3 separate regions of the Mus musculus genome follow, and regions 2 and 3 are each linked to region 1. The links are chromatin loops, found by intact Hi-C in ENCODE. Cell type or tissue: heart. All regions are shown on one strand.

Region 1 (5,000 bases):
GATGGATCCCTGGATATGGCAGTTTCTAGATGGTCCAATTGAAACTCTCTTAAGGGACTAGTTTTCTCTCTCTGCTGGCTTCCTCTTCAGGCCTACTGGTTGTTGCTGAATGCTCTTAAAGGTTCCCTTTCTCACACTTTCATCCTGCTGTTCTCAGACTGGAAGCTTGTCTCTCTTTACCTCTGCAGGGATCCTCATTGTTCAAAACTGTATCAGATCTGGTCCCCCTGAGATCTCTCTTCCTCATGCCTGCCCCTTCAATGTTCCCAGTGGTTTAGTTCAATTTTAAACTGTGGGAGTGCAGGGACCATGTCTTGTATTTTTTTTTAAAAGGCTCTATCTTTTGCAGAGCCAGGTTACCATTCTGCGCATATTGTAAATGTAAACTGAATACATTTGGGTATTTGGAGTGTTTGAAACCTTTCATTGATGTAACTAGATGATAATAATAATAATAAACTGTAAATCTTTTATTATTGCATTCAAAAGATATTTAGTACCCGAGACTCTTCTTTACAATTATCTCTGCTCATTGTACTCTTGTCTTAATACCAAGCAGCCTGATGTGAACTTCAGGTAAAATTTTACAGACAACAGGAGCTTCCAAGGCAACTAACGCCATCTGGAAGAGTTAACCGATAGAAACAGCAGACTCAATAATAAATTCACAGACGTGGGAGAGATTTTGTAGATAGCCCGAGAAACTCTTCCAAGTGTACTGGGAAAAGGCGTTAAACTCCCAGGACCTAAGAGAGGATTCTGGAAGTCATCAGTTTGGATTCCCCAGCCTGTTCTGCTCCACTCAACACGGAAAACAACATGCAAATGGAATGCATTGTAGAGGCCAAAGGAAAAAAGTCAAAACCCAGAGAGCAGGGAGTGTGAAATAATCCTTCAGCAAGCGTCTTCCTTGTGTATGCTACAGCTGTCTTTGAGCAAACACAGCTCTTCTCTGCTAAACCTGCAGCAGAGTTACTTGGGCGTCTTGAAGGTCTCTCACCAGATGTTATCCCCTGGAAAACAAAACCTAACAAAACACAGCAAAACCGAGCATGGCACAACCCAAGCCCACACCCAACTCTGGTTCTAACTAGGCACACTCTCAACTCAGGAAGAAGCTGTTCTTTCGAACCTCTGTTTCTGTCAGAGGGCTTATGTTTTCCGTTCTCAGTATGGATGCTGGGTTCTCTGCTGCAAATGCATGCCAGATACAGAGGGTAGAGCATGTTTCTGCTGAATACTGTGGAAATCGTCATGACTAGAGCTACACAGAGCTACAAGAATAGGAGACAGAGAGAGAGAGAGAGAGAGAGAGAGAGAGAGAGAGAGAGAGAGAGAGGGAGGCAGGGAGAGAGAGAGAGAGAGAGAGAGAGAGAGAGAGAGAGAGAGAGAGAGAGAGAGAGAGAGAGAGAGAACAATGAAACTCCCTTGCTTTTGGTAGCAATAGCGGTGAAGTGAGGCAAATATCCTCTTAGGGCTTTTCTCTTTCCTGTTTCTTCACGGCTCCTTGTTTTCTTGTTCTCCTTCCCTATTCTCAGCCTGTTCCTGTGCGGTATTATGTCTTGGCAGTGTCTAGTATATGGCCACTCACAGCATGAAGCGAGAAGTGGCTTCATATTTCTATACTAGCTAGACCCCATGGGATTCTTCCTAATGTCTGGACACTCTGCTTTTCCATCTATTTCCCTTTCTTCCTGCCCATCTTACATTAACTTTCATTGCTCTTTCAGTGACGATTCTTTCCAGGTGTGGTGCTACATGAGATGGAAAAATATAGGTCTCGAAATGTTGTACTATTTTAAGGTTTGTTTTGATATTGTAAGAAAAAAAAAATGCTGTGCTGTTATTTTCTTATCCCTCTGCCCGATTACTAAAAAATGTGGAAGAAGTTAAATAAAGGCACATATCCACTCTAGTGTGTAATGAGAATTTTTTCTTTTAAAATTATTTGCGACAGAGTCTTGCTTTCCAGGATGGCTTGGGATTGGTGACCCGTTTCACCTTCCCAGGGGCTGGGCTTACAGGCTTGTTCCACCACACACTGTTTGTGAGGAATGTTTAACACCTACCCCTAAGACCTGGTATTTACCTACAACAGAGTAGAGCAGTGGCAAATAATAACATGGTCACAACACCTCATCAATTTTAGTGGCTGGAGTTACTGACTTTGAACCTGGCCCTGAAACCAAGCATGCTAACAATAGTGAAACAAAAAGAACACGGTCCCCATAGGAAGTGTTCAGCAAGCAGTGAGGGAGAACCCAAGGCAGTGTAGCTTGCACAAGAGAGGAGTGAGTCTGTCCACATGTTTCTCAAGGGCTTCTACAAACAGGCAGAAGTTGCCTGGCTGAGCTGCAGGAATGTTTCCTTCAGAATTTATTATTTGGGTGAGAGATTGGGACAGATGGTATCTGAGCTCTGCCTCGACCTGGGGAGGATGCTGGGTTGTATAGTTAGCTAACTCAGGCAAAGGACATCACCTGGGGCAATGATAGAAATCTGGCTCAGAGCATTTCCTGTGTCTTTGACTTCATTTCACCTGGCCCCTCACAGCCTGCTTCCTGTTGGTTGTGAGTCAGGCAGTTGTGGTCCCTAGTGGCAGTTAGGGAAGTCTGCAAGTTCGCACAGGAAGGGTGAGGCCTCGGGGATCCTGGGAGGAAGGCAAAGTCTGGGCTCAGCAACTTCCATCTGAAAAGTTTGTTTGATCATCTGATGAGGGAATGCATTTATTGCTACCAGGAGCACAATATTCTTCTACTCTGATCACAAGAGCTTTCCTCTGGTTCATTTTAAAGAAGTTAGAGAGGGAAGGGCAAAGCAATGTGCAGGTTGCTAAAGGATATATTCCTAAAGGCTGCACAGAGCCTCGTAGTGAGGTCCCTGTAGAAGGAATTCAGAACATCTGCTGAGACCTGTGTCTGCTCCAGGGATGTAGGTGTGATGGGTTTGGGTTTTTTTTTTTTTTTCATTGAATTTTCTGGAAGGCATGTAGAGAGAGAGTCTGATTCTGTAATAGATTAGGTGTAGAAAGCTAACCAGGAGAAAAGAGGCTCATGGGCTCAGGAAAGGGAGAGAAATGGCATGAGAGATGGATGGATGGATGAGAGGAGAGGAGAAGAACAGCTGAGAGCGAGACCTTGGAAAATGGAAATGAGAAAGGAGCCACAGATTTTCTTTGAGTTAAAGGAGCAGAGAGCTGTAGCTGGGAAGCCAGGTTGCCTTTTAGAAATGAGAGAAGTGAAAATTCTGTCGCCCAGAAACCAGGAGTCTCACAATTACTGTGAATAGGAGAATCCTTCAGGGTGACATGCATTCCATACTCTTTCCATGTCCCAGGCACATCTGAAATTCTTTGTTGTTCTCCAGGAAGCTGATGGATCAATCATTAATGATATATATGCTAAATGAACTTGATATTTAAAATATCAGTTAAAGATATCCTTCTATATAACAGTTCATGTCTGCAGAAATTTGAAAGCTTATGCATACTAGAAGGCGGTGGCTCTGTCTGCCTCATTTGAGCAAAACTTGATTTGAAATGAAAGAACTTATAGTCCTTAAGATCTATTGTGATGATGATAAAACACTTGGGAATCACATATCCACATTGAGTTAGATGCCAAGAGAAGTGTGTTTCCTGGTAGAAAGGAAAAGAGAATTCACACTGATAAACACCATCCTTGTGTCAAACATTGGTCATTCAAAAAGTGTGATCTCTTGAGGATTCACGTGTGACTTCTGACCCAGACATATGCTGAAATGCAGATACACCCAGTAGCTGGTATAATCTCCTCTTCACAGTAACTGTGAGGCACAACATGAAGTAGCTGGTTTGAGAACACATGAGATTTTCTATTAAACCAAGCACTTAAAGTAAGAAGGAGTCCCAGAGATAATGTGAACCCGGTATCTCCCTCCTGAAAGGCTGTGTTTTAGGGTAACCTCCCCCAAAGCTGCACTTGAGTCAAGGGCTTGACTACAAGTGGTTTCTCTGGTATGCCGTGTCTCAGGAAGTACCAGGAGACAACTTACAAGTAAGATAAGGAAGGAAGGGATGCCAGCCTATGTAAAGATGACGATAAATGGATCACTGCTATGGATAATTGGCATTCAGTTTTGCTACCAACCTTCTGGAAGACTGTGGGATATACCATGGAATCTTTTGACAGCTACGGATGAGTCTAGTGTCTCAAATCTTTCATGGATTGAGAGCTGGGCCTGAGGTGGTTAGCTTTCTACTGCTGGAGATCTATCCAGGGGCAGAGAGGTAGAGAGACAGTAAAACAGGGAAGGTCCACAGTTAACTCCTAGTGGGTGGACAGTGTTTGCTGAGGTACCTGCAGGGTCAGCTAGTCCCCCATTCATATACTTCTCTCTCTGGTAGATACATCTTATCTGGATCTTCCATGCCCTTGAGTTGACCCACAGAATCAGGACCAGATGTATGCCTCTATTGCTGACTTCAAGAAGTCACGAGAGAGAAATAGTCTTGCCTTTTTCTGCTCTTCCCTAAGGAGGAATGTATATAAGGAGACTGTAGATAGCTCCGTATCCCAGAGAAGGCTGACTCCTGTCCTGTGAGTCCTGTTTGTTGCATAGTCCCTTTCTCTGCCTGTCTCACACATTTGTAAGAGGACCATTGCTTTTCTTCTCATATTTTCCCATGAGGTAAGCACAAACCTGGGACTGTCTCCGTAAGATGTCAAGGATCCAGTGGAATAAAATTTCTCCTTTCGAGCCCACCAACAGCTCACTTGGGAAGCTAACTTTGTCTTTCACAAAGCAGTTGGTCAGAGTGGACCCCCAGGTAGAGGTTCATAAGGGCAGGGAGACATGAACCATAATCACCGACTTAAATTCATTTCTCACATATTTTCCCCAGAATCTCCATGCTCTGGTTGGCCCACTTGCAAACAGTCAAAATGGCGGAGAAATTTTCCACTAAAATTTTATTCACTTTTTCAATCACTGAAGGGCCCTAACTTTGTTCATTTGGTAAA
Region 2 (5,000 bases), 73 kb before region 1:
GAAGGCTTGTCACATGGAGAGGGCTTTACACGCTTCAGTAGAAATGACAGAGAGGAGGTTTGACTTAGTGTAAGGCATGGCTTCGCACTATGAGACAATTGTAGACTTTCCTTGCAAGAGCTCTGCTCAGCTCCCTGCTGCTGGGTAGTGTTGAAGAGACATTGAAGAGACTCAGAGGACCCCAGGCCCTCCATAATAGATGTTGGAGGCTTTCGGTCACCTTGAAGAGGCTTGCAGTGGTCTTGGAACCCGCTCGGGTATAAACCTGCATGAACTTGAGCTCCACAAGCTTTGATAAAATTAATGCTTCTCAGCAGTTTAGTGCACACTGCTGGGGGATGGTTGCTGATATATTTAGATTATGGGCAGCTGGTGTTAGCGAAGGGATTTATTGGCTTAGTCATCCTTGGTAACAAAGATATGAACTGTCACTCCCTGATTATTAGTTGATATCTCCTCTCTCGACTCTTCAGTTTTAGATGCCGTTTTCTTTTCCACTCAAACACAACTTAGTATAAAAATATTGAGGCTAGGGACCTGCTAAGTTTCCCCAAACTAGTGATTTTTCTAGACATTAGTGGTTGTATCTATTTGTGGAGTTCAATTTAAGACATCAGTTTATCATAACTGAGAAAAAAATAGCAGAAGGCTCAAAGGAAAACCATGGGAACCATAAAAAACCAGGCAAGTGAAATGAGAGCATGTACCCTGGAGAGGCAGGCCTGAGCGGTGCTTGCTGTTTTGAGATAGTCTCACTGGGCCTGGAATTTGCAGTGATTCCCTCTGCTTTAGTCTCCCAGTTCAGGGGTTACAAGTACGGAGCCACCACCACCACCACCACCACCACCACCACCACGCTTAGCTGCGGGTAATGTTTATACTTCCCCTCCCCCAGCATTTTCCTTAGGGCAGCTTTTCAATTGTGAAAACCTGGACGTTGGTCAACTGGTGTATGAGCAATTGAGTTTTCTAGCTTAACAAAGGCCAGTTCCTTACAGAGCACTTTCTACAGAGACACATGGGTGTGAACTTCAGGACAGCCACTTAGTAGGCACGCTCTACATTTAACGAACATTCTTATGGTGAGATTCAATTCACTGTTAGTTTCAACATAAGCTTCATGCTGATAGCAAAGATCATTAAACTTTAAAACACGTTTCCAAGGAACACTGTGCCATCTTCACTCAAGAACATCTTTTAAATTGGATAGCTAATTATCTATTTAGTCTGAAAGCAGAGGAACGGTTCGGAGTACTCTCTGTGAAAGCATCCTCCCGTTCTTGATTTCACTTTTGTGCTGTCTGTCGTCAAGTGCTTGCAAATCACCAAGTCCACAGCTCAGGAGTAAAGAAAAAAAAAAAGGTACGTAACACGAAGAGCTGGAAATGAACTTCTCATTTGAAATCTCAGTCTTGCTCTACGAACGAAGCATAAGTTAGACGTCATTCCACACCCCGATAAAGCATCACCAGGTCTACTTCTAGCATACCCAGTGTGCACTGCGCTCTGATCGTCACTGTTGGGAGATGGATTCCAAGGACAAGAGGATGGAACAAACTTTGGCTTTTCTTTGAAAAGCATTGACAAGGGAGATAGTCTGTGCTGGAACAAACAGTGCTAACAGGAATTAATAGTTTTCAGTTGTGATATGATAGCATTTATACCGTTAGAGAAACTTTCTGTTCCTTGTTTCTTTCTGGCTGACGAGCACCATAGAAGAGTATCCCAGTTCCTTCACTTGCCTTCTCCTACCAGGCCCGTTCGCTTCTCTCTTAATCTCAGAGGATGTTTGAGGATATTTAGGTGGTGTGGACCTTACACCTGCCTCCCCGTGTTGACTACTTGCCTTTTCTAGGCAAGACCCTCAAAGCTGGGTTAGGCCTGAGTTCCCTCTCCAGCCTTCTCTTTGTCTATTCTGATTAGCATAACCCCGCCTCCTTCCTCACACAGGAAGAGTGCAGAGCATGCCAAGGAGAATGAGTTCCAACAGATGCTTTCCGTTTTTTTTTTTTTACTGAATGCTGTAATAGGAAATACAAAGGCTGAAATTGCTGCAGCCCTTTTGCTACTGGGGAGAAGAGGCCAGATCCCATGAAGATGAAGCTAATGAACTTTGTGTTTTGTAGAGTCCTCTTTCAAAGCATGGATTACCTATTGAGTGAACCTTCTGGGTAGTATAAACGTAAGCCAGCCAGCTTGTATTAGATCCATAGCACAACAGCAATTAACAAATGGAAAAATCGTTCCTCCTTCCCAAGCTCACTGTAATGCTTTGTTGGACATGAGATCTATGATTAATTGAATTTTATTCCACGAAGTGTTTTTCCTACTGCCTTTATGTATAAGAGATCTCTGCAAAATCTTCACTGAATTTTTCACTCTCCACAATTTTTCTTTTTTTTTGCCAGTTAGCCATAAGGTTATGTAATCGCACAGGAGTGGAGCCTGAATTCTGCATATTTAGGATGCCCAAAGTACTCGGGTTCTTTCTCCTTGGACTCTCGTTCCTGCCTGGCAATCATTTGCTGGCCTTTCAGAATAATCAGGGAGAATTATGGTATTGGTTCGTAAGGTAGGGCTCATAGGCTGGATGCATTTTTTGAATGGCAAGACACACTGCGGCATCACTAGAACTGGTCAAGAGTCTGAACAAACATACTCCATTTTCCTGGAGGTCAAAAACTAAATAGCCATTCCCACCCTGCACTTGGTGGACACTATCTCTTCCTCTAGAATGCAGGGCTATTAGCTTATTATGTTGAAAACTGCAATATTAGCAGAGATGGAGAATACTGATTAGAATCAGTTCTGGGAGATATAAATAATGGATTTTCATTTGAAAAGCAACTTTCAGTTTTAGTGAGAAATTTGTCAAGTTTTTCATTAAATTTGACAGAATAAAGACATCTGATATTTATAGATAGTCTTGTAGTGCCTTGCAAGAGACAGATAGGAACACTATGAAGCTATGTGCATCTAGAACAAAAGGGGTTTAAATCATCGGTTCCTGTGGGTGGAGAAGTCGGGTGGAGGGGTTTACGAGTGAAGGGAACTTCCTTTTTTCTTTTTCTGTATGTTCAACTGTCTGGTTTTAATTTCCTTTGCAATAAACTCATGAGTTATTTGTATCATCTTTATTTTTTTATGTTGGGTTTTTAATTAGTTCTTTCTTCAAGAGTTTCTTTCTTTCTTTCTTTTTTTTTTTTCTTTTTTTTCTTTTGGTTTTTCGAGACAGGGTTTCTCTATATAGCCCTGGCTGTCCTGGAACTCACTTTGCAGACCAGGCTGGCCTCGAACTCAGAAATCTGCCTGCCTCTGCCTCCCGAGTGCTGGGATTAAAGGCGTGTGCCACCACACCCAGCATCTTCAAGGATTTCATACAATGAGCTTTGATCTCTCTCTTCTTCTACTGTTCCCACCCTATGCCTACACCATGTCTACATCATGCCCGTGCCATGTCTACCCCATGCCTATGCCACTCCCAGGCCATGCCAACCTCATGTATACCCCATGTCTACATTGTTTTCCATTCCTCCCATTCTTGTATACTTTTCTCACATCTAGTCCAAAATATTTGTGGATTTGAGTCCTTCCACTGAGATGTGGTTGGCTTATCTGGATCTACACTCTTAGAGAAACGGAGCCTCCTTTTCTCAGCAGCTAGCCATTGTAATAGCTCCTCTGCTAGGGGTGGAACTTCCAGGATTTTGTCTGGCTTGGGCTTGCATAGGTCTTGGGGACATTGCCATAGCAGCTGGGAGTTCATATGCACTGCTGTGTCCACAGACACTGTTTTCTTCCAGTCACCCCTCTCGTCTGGCTTTTACTCTCTTTCTGCTGCCTCCTTCACCATGATCTCTGAGTCTGTGGAGGAGGAAATCAAGTATATTTGCTGATTTTAGAGCTTCACTTTCTACAGTCTCTTATTCTCTGCACCTTGGTCAGTTGTGGCTCTACGTGTCGATTATGACCTACTGCCAATGGAAGCTTCTCTAATGAAGGTTGAGAGAGGTGTCTTAATCTATGGATATAGTGATTAGTCATTAGGAGTTGCTTTAATATTGTATTAATTTACCAGAATTTGTATAATCTTAAGCTGACTTTTAAATGTCAGTAATTACCTCTAAATAACAGTTGCACTTTCTCAGATGAATATGAGGTTATTGTAAACATTACAGTTGTTTACATGTGAGTTACTTATTCAGATGAATTTAGAGTCCATTAAACGTGAATGGGATGTGCCACTAAGTTCTTACATATGTGTAGGGCATTATGTAATTTAATGTTTCTGAAAACACTTCTTCAGCTTCCCCTGACTTCATTTGCTTCCTGTAGATATTTGGGTTGGATTTACATCTGGAATGAATATTTTGTCTGGGACATTTGTTCTGATATAAAACAGTATGCTGGATCCCCTGGATATTTATGTGTCTTGGCTTTCTTCCCTTCTTGCTGAATGAGAACTGTTTGCCTTGTAAATGGAACTTTGCAGTAATTTCACACTCCTGCCAATTAAAACTTTCTACTGCAATTGGGTAGAGAGCTCAAGAAAACCCAGACATTTCCAGATGCATGGGCCTCTGGGGTGATCTGGCCTAACCTTACAGTTCACTCATTGCAAGAAGGGGACCAGGGACCTCAGCAGGATCTCCATGGTCTCTGCATTTCTGTTTGACTAGGATGGGGATGAGAAGCCAACTCTTCTGGTTCACTCTGCTTCCTGTAGCAAAAAGTGCTGGAGTCATCCAGGAGTCAGTCTGCTCCCTAAGTTTATACCCTGGAAGCAGCACGTTAGGACAAGGGTCTTGAGGACTCTGGAAGACAGGAAGGGAAGTTAGCGGCATAGAATGGCCTGCAAATAGAAAAGATAATTCAGGCTTAAAGAGAGGAATATCCAGCATATGTAACTAACAAGAATGACATTTCAGCTTTTAATAAATAATACATACTCTATTTAGAAAAGTTCTATAAACACAGAGTCAATTTCTCCTGGCCTGACC
Region 3 (5,000 bases), 92 kb before region 1:
TGATAACCGCCAGTGAAGTGTTCTGCAACCCTATAGGTGGAACAACAATATGAACTAACCAGTACCCTCAGAGCTCGTGTCTCTAGCTGCATATATAGCAGAAGATGGTCTAATTGGCCATCATTGGGAAGAGAGAATCCTTGGTATTACAAACTTTATATGCCTCAGTACAGGGGAATGTCAGGGCCAAGAAGTGGGAGTGGGTGAGTAGGGGAGCAGGGTGGGGGTAGGGTATAGGGAACTTTCGGGATAGCATTTGAAATGTATATAAAGAAAATATCTAATTTAAAAAAAGGAGAAAGTGTGAAAAAGCCTCGAATAATACTACCAGAAGATCCAGCAATACCTCTCCTGGGCATATACCCAGAAGAAGTTCCAACTGGTAATAAGAACACATGCTCCACTATGTTCATAGCAGCCTTATTTATAATAGCCAGAAGCTGGAAAGAACCCAGATGTTCCTCAACAGAAGAATGGATACAGAAAATGTGGTACATTTACACAATGGAGTACTACTAAGCTATTAAAAACAATGGATTTATGAAATTCTTGGACAAATGGATATATTTGGAGGATATCACCCTTAGTGAGGTAACCCAATCACAAAAGAAGTCATTAGATATGCACTCACTGAGAGGTGGATATTAGCTCAGAAACATAGAACACCCAAGATACAATTTTCAAAACACAAGAATATCAAGAAGAGGGAAGACCAATGGGTGGATACTTCATTCATCCTTAGAATAGGGAACAAAATACTCATGAAAGGAGTTACAGAGACAAAGTTTGGAGCTAAGAAGAAAGAATGGACTATCCAGAGACTACCGCACCCGGGGATCCATCCCATAATCAGCCACCAAACCCAGGCACTATTGCATATGCCAGAAAGATTTTGCTGAAGAAACCCTGTTATAGCTGTCTCGTAGGAGGCTATGCAAGTACCTGGCAAATACAGAAGTGGATGCTCACAGTCATCTATAAGATGGAACACAGGTCCCCCAATGGAGAAGCTAGAGAGAGGACCCAAGGAGCTGAAGGGGTCTGCAACCCTATAAGTGGAACAACAATATGAACTAACCAGTACCCTCAGAGCTCATATCTGTAGCTGCATATGTAGCAGAAGATGGCCTAGTGGGCCATCACTGGGAAGAGAGGACCCTTGGCATTGCAAACTTTATATGCCCCAGTACAGGGGAATGCTAGGGGCAAGAAGCGGGAGTGAGTGGGTAGGTGAGCAGGGCAGAGGGAGGGTATAGGGAACTTTCGGGATAGCATTTGAAATGTATATATAGAAAATATCTAATAAGAAAGAAAGAAAGATGAAAAAAAAAAGAAAGAAAGAGAGAGAGAGAGAGAGAGAGAGAGAGAGAGAGAGAGAGAGAGAGAGAGAGAAAGAAAGAAAGAAAGAAAGAAAGAAAGAAAGAAAGAAAGAAAGAAAGAAAGGAAGGAAGAAAGAAAGAAAGAAAGAAAGAAAGAAATACTACTGTCCGGAGCACTGAGCGCACGAAGTGGCAAATGGAACTGCGACGTATTCCTCCAGGAGCAAGGGTAAGAACATGGGCAGACTTGTTTCTTATTCCAGTAACTTTCTCACTGGCACAGTGTGGGAATCACAGAATTTGATGCTTTTGCTGTTCAATGCTCAAGATGAAATTCAGTCCAAATTGCTACAGTTAGGGATGCTAACTTAGCTCCTTCCTTTAAAGAGTCAGGGAGAAGAATTTCCAATTTTCTGCCTCAGCTCAGTGCACGCTGCCTGGAGGGCCGTGGGGCCTGTACGCTGATCTGGCCACTGACTCGGTTTGGGAGGGAAGATGGGAATCAGCAGATTTTTCAGGCTCAGCCGTAGCGTGGAAACAGATGCCCTAAAGCAGAACAGAATCCTCTGATCATGCTCTTGGCGGCTGCCACAGCTCGCATGGCCACCATCTGCTAGAGTAATGCCTCCCCATCCCCCCGAGTGACACTCCTTGCTTCTGGTAACCTTCCCATGTGAGTAGTATCACTGATTTGGGAGGCTGTGAGCTATAAATAATAGCTTCGGCAGCCTAGCTCAAGCCAAGAGCGGATTCCTTCCTCTCTAGGAAAGAGAGAAGTAGGCTGTTACCCTCGTCTATTTTCTTCTCCCTCTTATCGTTTGTCTCTTACCAATTTCCTCCCGCTAAACTAGCTCCTGGTGCTGTCTTGGCTTACTAGTTGCAACTGAGGAACATCTCAGAGTTCTGAAGTTCTGTCTCCCCACTCAGCAGAAACTTCAATTGGTGTGTGTGTGGGGGAGATTAATGCTTATTCTAGCTAGGAGGGATTTTTTTTTTTTTTTTTTTTTTTTTTTTTTGGTACCAAGTATTTAGCTCCCGAGATACTTTTGAGCTAGGTGGTCTCTGGAATGCTGCCCTTGGACATCAAACATTCCAGATTATTTGGTATACAGTTGTAAGTAGATTGGCATGGGCACCAATTAATTTCTCGTCCTGCCTTTGGAGTAATAGCACTAAAGCTCGGGACTGTCGTCTTGTAACAGGCTGCACTGAGTACAGTTTCTTCAGACATTCTGCTCTACTTTTATTTGGCATGTATTTTAAAAATAGAGTTCAGATCTGGTTCTAACTTCAGGATGTTGGGTGGCATCGCTGATCTGCCGTCACGGAGCACTGCGACCCAGATGCCAGCAGGAGGAAGATGCATTTCATACTTGTAGAGTTGAGTCCAAGATCAAGGTGCTGGCTGGTTTGTTTCCTGGCAGGAACTTTTTTCCTGGCCTCACAGATGGCTGATGTCTTTCTGTATCTTCTTCTGGGAGCGAGGGAGAGTGTATGGAAGAGAGAGAGAGAGAGAGGGAGAGAGAGAGAGAGAGAGAGAGAGAGAGAGAGAGAGAGAGAGAGAGAGAGAGAGAGAGAGAGAGAGAGAGGGCCACAACTCCTTTGGTGCTTGTTAAAAACAAAGGTGTTGTCAGGGTTGATTTCCTTTATCAACTTGACAGGATTTGGAATCTCCTGAGAGATATGCCTCTGGGTGTGCCTGTCATTGTCAGGGTGTTTTCAGAGAAGTTTAACTGAGGATGCAAAAATCTACCCTGCATATTCATGTTCCTAACTGATGGCTGATGAAAGGCAACCCAGTACCTCAACTCATCTGTCACTGTGTGTCCTGTAAACATGTCTTTTAGAACCACCTTTCTTGTACCATGATAAACTTTTCTTTAAATGCTTCTGTGAGGTACCGAATACAAACACTAATGCTATGGTGAGGACCCCATTCTCATATCTTCTAAACTAATTATTGAGCTATCTCAAAGGCTATAATGCCAAACACCTTCATATCAGGAGTTTGTGAATTAACATATTTTGGAGGGTTGGGGTGGTGTCTTAGTTAGGGTTCCCATTGCTTGTAGAGACATCATGGTCACAATAACTCTTATACAAGAAAACTTTTAATTGAAGCTGGCTTAAAACTTCAGATACTTAGTTTTTTCTTGTCATGACGGGAAACATGGCAGAATGCATGCAGGCATGGTACTGGAAAAGGAGCTGAGAGTTCTATATCTTGATCTGAAAGCAGCAGGAGACTGTGTCACAGTGGGCATTGCTTGAGAATATAGGAGACCTCAAAGCCCACCTACCACAGTGACGTATTTTCTCTAATATGGCCACCTCCAACTCCAACAAGGCCACCCCTCCTAATAGTGTCACTCCCTATGGGCCAAGCACTTAAACACACGAGTGTATAGGGGCCAAACCAACACAGTGAGTAATGGACATTTAGCCCATGACATTGTACAGATGTTTGGACTTCTCTAAATTTTGATTTTCATCATCTGTGGAATTCAGTGGGAATAGGAGGCGCGATTGCACAGTTTTAAAGATGGAAGGATGTGGTCTGAAAAAAGTTTCCAGGAATTGATAAAGTCTTTGCTGCTTCTTTTCCTTCTCTTTAGCAAGTTTTTATCCCAATAAAGAACACAGCACCATAGTATCTTAGATTCATTAAACCATAGAGTAAACCATAGAAACAACTTCTTCTAATTCTCTTGCTTTCAGAACTGAGGCTGAAAGGACGTTGAGGAAGAAATCTCTCAGTGCTTTCTAGACTGAATAGAGCCAAGAATCCAAGTGCTGCGATTGCCCAGTATTGTTCTTTCAATGACCTCATTGTGCTTTAACTTACTGTTGCTTTAGCTGTAAAATCTGCCAGTCCAGACATTTCTTTTGGCAAAAGAAAAGTACTTTATGAGATAACTTTTAGAAAAAATGTCTCTCAGATAAAAGTTGGGTAGGTAACAATTTATGGATAAAAACATCAAATTAGCAAGGTTTCAATTTGAAGTAGGTCAAATATACTCTTTGGGGGGGGGGCGGGATGGGACGTAAGTTCTTATAGGCAGAGGAAGCTTCCACCAAAGCCGCATGCGATCCTAGAGAGCAGATATTAGTAAGATTCACCCGTGATGTTACACATTAAGCTGACGACAAGCAGGGACTTGGATTCCATCAATATGAGACAGAATGGCTTCAGAAATGGGTGGAGAAGTGGAGGCTGTAACAGTATGGGATGTGGAGCAACAGACAGGAAGGCCAAAACCTGCCCTGTCCATTCAGGCTTTCTCCCAGGAAGGTGGAAAGCATATATTCTGTTACTCCCAGAGGCAGCTGTGTTTCTCACACAAAGACGAATGGACTTGAAGACTCAGTTCTAATTATACAACTGGATGGTACCATGTCCATAAAGACCCCGTGTTCCCTCTAGGTTTCTATGCTGTCTTCCTAAGAAGGGAGATTAGCTGAATATAAGAGACAGAAGTGGGGTTCCACAGGGACTTACAAAGCTCAGAGTACGGATTCCTTATGTATTCTCCAATATCCTTTGAACCTAAACTACAACAGACATTGATTTTTCTAAAAAGCATTGTCTAATGTGTGCCTACAAGGTAACCTAAATCAGGAAGTCCTGCATCTCTGCCTTCACTTTGGATTTATCTATTTACATTAGGTGCCTTCTTATCA

What was found. Peaks named below come from ENCODE experiments on the same cell type or tissue, not always from the same donor. Only the 100,000 strongest peaks of a DNase experiment are listed, where the experiment ranks them.
Region 2: it touches region 1 in a loop (7-fold over the local background); 4 of 42 quality-filtered maps call a loop at or near these places.
Region 3: a loop joins it to region 1, with 2.6 times the contacts of the local background. A loop is called at or near these places in 7 of 42 quality-filtered maps.

Annotation. Positions count from the first base shown.
Region 1 is chr14:102,807,786-102,812,785 of GRCm38, reverse strand. No RefSeq gene overlaps it. Among named protein-coding and RNA genes, the nearest start is that of Gm41234, 15 kb to the right of the region's middle. In heart, a CTCF peak has its summit at 2,608; DNase peaks (open chromatin) are centred at 825 and 2,595.
Region 2 is chr14:102,880,451-102,885,450 of GRCm38, reverse strand. No RefSeq gene overlaps it. Among named protein-coding and RNA genes, the nearest start is that of Gm34589, 48 kb to the right of the region's middle. In heart, no CTCF peak of the experiment used is centred here; a DNase peak (open chromatin) is centred at 1,930.
Region 3 is chr14:102,900,023-102,905,022 of GRCm38, reverse strand. No RefSeq gene overlaps it. Among named protein-coding and RNA genes, the nearest start is that of Gm34589, 68 kb to the right of the region's middle. In heart, no CTCF peak of the experiment used is centred here; a DNase peak (open chromatin) is centred at 1,942; H3K4me3 peaks cover 503 bases; H3K27ac peaks cover 725 bases.